Linked DNA regions of Homo sapiens: region 2 is linked to region 1. A link is an interaction called in ENCODE POLR2A ChIA-PET data of the cell type or tissue named here. Cell type or tissue: OCI-LY7. All regions are shown on one strand. Region 1 overlaps LOC105369363 (a long non-coding RNA gene). Region 2 overlaps CHKA (choline kinase alpha).

The links. ChIA-PET counts read pairs that join two places held together with the same protein. Peaks named below come from ENCODE experiments on the same cell type or tissue, not always from the same donor. Only the 100,000 strongest peaks of a DNase experiment are listed, where the experiment ranks them.
Region 2: POLR2A ChIA-PET joins it to region 1 with 5 read pairs; 3 of 35 experiments call an interaction of 5 or more read pairs at or near these places.

What each region holds. Positions count from the first base shown.
Region 1 is chr11:68,280,894-68,283,393 of GRCh38, forward strand. LOC105369363 (a long non-coding RNA gene) reads left to right here. Exons shown (of 3, transcript XR_950248.3): 2 at 1,921-2,102. Among named protein-coding and RNA genes, the nearest start is that of C11orf24, 10 kb to the left of the region's middle. RefSeq lists enhancers at 1,278-1,437, 1,648-1,747. In OCI-LY7, no CTCF peak of the experiment used is centred here; a DNase peak (open chromatin) is centred at 1,349; H3K27ac peaks cover 605 bases.
Region 2 is chr11:68,098,650-68,101,149 of GRCh38, forward strand. The region is part of intron 1 of CHKA (choline kinase alpha); the gene reads right to left. Among named protein-coding and RNA genes, the nearest start is that of CHKA, 21 kb to the right of the region's middle. In OCI-LY7, no CTCF peak of the experiment used is centred here; DNase peaks (open chromatin) are centred at 632 and 992; H3K4me3 peaks cover 1,420 bases; H3K27ac peaks cover 1,790 bases.

The sequences.
Region 1 (2,500 bases):
CCAAAGTTCATTCTTTAGAAAGCAATATTAAAAATAAAGAAGGTTGGCCAGGCGCGGTGGCTCACACCTGTAATCCCAGCACTTTGGGAGGTCAAGGTGGGGGCATCACGAGGTCAGGCGATCGAGACCATCCTGGCCAACATGGTGAGACCCCATCTCTACTAAAAATACAAAAATTAGCTGGGCCTGGTGGCATGCACCTGTAGTCCCTGCTACTTCAGAGGCTGAGGTGGGAGAATCGCTTGAACCCAGGAGGCAGAGGTTGCAGTGAGCCAAGATCGCGCCACTGCATTCCATCCTGGTGACAGAGCGAGACTCTGTCTCAAAAAAGAAAGAAAAGAAAAGAAATAAAGAGGGTCACTTTATGATAAATGATAAAAAATTCAACTCACCAGGAAGACGTAACAATTCTAAATATTCTAAATCAGAATGTACCGATAACAAGACCTCAAAACTCGTTTTGTATTCTTTTGGAACTTGAGAAAATAATTCTAGCATTCATCTGTAACACTAAATGGTCAAAAATAGCAAAGAAGTTAGCATGCCTTTATTTCTCAAAATGGCTACAAAATATTTATTACTTTTATAATAGAAAAAGAGTGTTTTTGTTTTGTTTTTTGTTTTTTAAGACAGAGTCTTGCTCTGTTGCCCAGGCTGGAGTCCAGTGGCACAATCTCGGCTCACCACAACCTCCACCTCCCTGATTGAAGCAATTCTCCTGCCTCAGCCTCCCGAGTAGCTGGGACTACAGGCGTGTGCCACCATGCCTGGCTAATTTTTTGCAATTTTAGTAGAGACAGGGTTTCATCATGTTAGCCAGGCTGGTCTCGAACTCCTGACCTCATGATCTGCCCGCCTTGGCCTCCCAAAGTGCTAGGATTACAGGCGTGAGCCCCCGCGCCCTGCTGAAAAAGAGTGTTTTAAAATAGAAAACTGTTTTTTAGGAGAAATGCTCTTTAGCAACAACAACAACAAAAAAAAAACCCAACTTAATCCCAATACACATTTTAAAGTAGTATATAGCATGCAATAGCTGAGGTATAAACCTTCCTATCCATTCCTTATTAAATTATTGCCGGAAGTTCAAGTCACTCCACTCAAAAGGACTTCACATAAGTGGGAAAATCGTTCTTTGAGAAGAAGGTATATGATTTGATATTGTTTTGCCTAGAGAAGAAAAAGAAACAAACCCATTAGAGTGTTGCAGAACCTGAATGGTTTTTCAAGAATTATGTTGATCAACTTTCTGTGTAGAGTAGCAAATAACAAGTGTCACCGATTTGAACAATAGTGTATTTGGGAAATAGAGAAAGGGCTGCTTCCTGTCCTTTGAGATCTTCACAGCAACCACAAACCCTATCTTGTCATCTGTGTTCCGGCATGCCCAGGCACATTTGACCAATTCTAAACGCTAAACGTTACTCCAGCACCCAAGTGTAACCCGTCACGAGGTGAGTCACAATGAATCCTAACCAGGACCCCAGTGGGAAATGTGCCTCCCCTTTAGATTTCTGATTTCACTTCAGTTTCCCGGTAGCACTTATGGTGTCATTGATCACCCCTCCCCACCCCCCATCTCTTTCACAATTTTGTCTTCCGTGGGTCACGTATGTTTTGGAGATGTCTGACTTTCCCAAGAGCTGGTGTTGAATTTCCACCCAGTGTTTCCAGGACGGCAGCCTGTGTGAAGTGCTAGGGAAAGCCTTTTCATGCCTTGAAAAATACACACAAGTATTTCTCTTCCTGAGCTTCAAGGAGACTCTGCATTCAAAAGACCACTCCCGGGCACTGCCTTCTACCAACTTCCCCATCCAGCTCTGATTGCATCGGACCACTGTCTTCCCTCCATGCCTCCAGCCCTGAGGTTGTCAACGGGGTGCTCCAGCCTCCATGTGCACCCTGTGACTTCTTTCATCCTAGTCCTTCTGACCCTCGTGGCTTCTCCTGCTCCAAGGCCAAGCTCGGGACCCTGTCATCATCCCCGGGGACAGGCCCCATCTTAGAGAGGATCCACCCAGCTCCCCGCTCCTGAGCCATCTTCCAGCTATCCCGCCTCGAGACTCCCACCGCACCTGCTCCTGGGCTGCAGCTGCACCCAACAAGTAAGTCATTCTCTTGCCAATAGAGTGTCTTCCACGTCCTTGTCCTTCCCACACTCCCCTTGGCAACCCCACCCCGCCGGATGAATCCAGATGCCCACCTTCATGCCTGCCCCTGGGTGGGTGCTGAGGGAGACCCGTGGCTTTTTCCCGCAACCAGGCCTTCTGCGCTGCCAGAAACCCCATGCTCACCTGGCATGGCGCTCGCACCCAGCCCCCTCCACCATTTTCGAACCCACCTCATTCTCTTTCAGCAGGTCTTGCCTCTTTCTTCAACGAGAAAATAGCAGCCCTGTCATGGGAACTCCCTTAACTCCCTTCCTCCCTGCCTGCACGAGGCCTGAAGAAACACACGTCCATCCTTTTCTCCTCCCTTCCAGTAGCATTGGAAGAGGTGTTCT
Region 2 (2,500 bases), 180 kb before region 1:
ATTTTTAATGCTGCTTATTTTACCACAATTTTACTTGATTTTATTTATTTATTTATTTTTTTCAGAGAGGGTTTTGCTCTGTCATCCAGGCTAGAGTACAGTGGCACAATCTCGGCTCACTGCAACCTCCACCACCCAGGTTCAAGCGATTCTCCTGCCTCAGCCCCCCAAGTAGCTGGGATTACAGGTGTATGCCAGCATGCTTAGCTAATTTTTGTATTTTTGGTAGAAACGGAGTTTTGCCAGGCTGCTCTGGAACTCCTGACCTCAGGTGATCCACCCATCTCGGCCTCCCAAAGTGCTAGAATTACAGGCACACCATGCCTGACCTTATTTTACCACAGTTTTAATAAAAAAGTATGAAGTACTGATATATACTACAACATGAAACTTAAAAACATTATGCTAAGTGAAAGAAGACAGTCACAAAAGACCACATGTTATATGATTCCATTCATATGAACTGTCCAGAACAAGGAAATCTATAAAGTCCATTAGTGGTTGCCAGGAGCTGGGGTGGGAAGGGGTACTTAGGGGTAGGGGATGATAGCTAAAAGTTTCTTTTTGAAAGATGAAAATGTTCTAAAACTGACTGTGGTAACAGCTGCAAGTATCTGTGATTACACTAAAAGCCACTGGACTGTACAATTTAAATGGGTGAATTGTATGGTTTGTGAACTATATCTCATTTTCTTACCAAATAAAAAATTTGAATGTGCTTCTAGCACAAACAATTTTTTCCCAGATTTAAGTAAGACATATTTAAGAGGTTTTTTCAAAGGTTACTTAAAATGAAAAACCATCATGAGTCTCTAGGAACAAGACAGCAAGAGTCAGGATCTATTTTCCCAGAAGGTTGTCTACCTTAGTTAAAAAGAACAAAAATAAAAGGGAACCCAAAGTTCTTGTTTTCCCAAAGCAAGCTGTGAAGCAGGCCGACAGCGTGTAGATCAAAGGAACCAAAAGCAGCCTTAACCTTTCTGTTAAACTTGGCGTGGCGCCTCAACTGTGTGGCTTATCAGAATCCCCCTGCCGCGTCTGGTCACAGCCAACATGGGTTTCTGGCTACCAAGCAACAGAACGGGCATTAAAACAGAGTTAAAAGCCCTAGTTTTTCTTCCGGTCACATACTCTGGAAATCTCAGTCAAATGCAAAGGCAAACAGATGAAGTACTGTTCTAAATTGTGTAACCTGATTCAAAGTTTACCCCCGTACTGCTAAAGAAGGAAGGCAGACTAGCTTGGCCAGAAACAAGCTCACAACCTGGAAACCCTTCAACTGCTTTTTATTACCTGTAGCCTCTATTGTTCAATAGGTTTTAGTGAATAAATTGTCAATTATTTTTTAGTGACAGTCAAAATAAATGAAGCAAGGTGACTGGCACCAATAACCCAAACTGTGAGAAATTTACCTAGAAAAAAAGCCAACTACCAATGAGTCAAATAATAATATGACCAGGAACAATAAAATGTGGTAGGAAGAAATGCCAGAAATGGTAGCAAAAATGTAACAGTTCAATTTATCATATAATTTGTCAAAAATATCCTCCCAAGTAAAACCCCAGGAGCTCTCAAGGATTTGCAAGAAGTTTTGAAACCACAAACTTTATCACCTGGCATAATAGCTTTATAAGTCATAATTAGATATGAGAGGCATGGGCTGGATGTGGCGGCTCACGCCTGTAATCCTAGCACTTTGGGAGGCTGAGGCGGGCAGATCACTTGAGGTCAGGAGTTCAAGACCAGCCTGGCCAACATGGTGAAACCCTGTCTCTACTAAAAATACAAAAATTAGCCGGGCATGGTGGCACGTGCCTGTAATCCCAGCTACTCAGGAGGCTGAGGCAGGAGAACTACTTGAACCCGAGAGGCAGAGATTGCAGTGAGCCGAGATTGTGCCATTGCACTCCAGCCTGGGGGACAAGAACGAAACATCATCTCCAATAAATAAATACATAAATAAATAAATAAATAAATAAATAAATACAAGAGCGAAACATCATCTCCAATAAATAAATAAATAAATTTAAATATATATATGCACACACACACACATATATATGAGAGGCACAAGATACTCAAGCAAAATCTCAAATACAGTGACAATAACACACTTATTCCACACTCAACACAATGACAGGAAGGAAACAGAAAAAAGCAGGAAGTACCTGCTGGCAGGAATTCTCACCCCTGCCCTCCAGACCCAGTGGTGCACGCATCACTAACTGTCAACCCATGATTCCTTAAAACAGAATACTAAGGGAATAACAAGCAGTATAAAGAGGTTCTTTTTTTTTTTTTTTTTTTTTTTTTTTTGAGACGGAGTCTCACTCTGTCACCCAGGCTGGAGTGCAACAGCGCGATCTCGGCTCACTGCAAGCTCCACCTCCCAGGTTCACACCATTCTCCTGCCTCAGCCTCCCAAGTAGCTGGGACTACAGGCGCCCACCACCACACCGGGCTAATTTTTTTGTATTTTTAGTAGAGACGGGGTTTCACC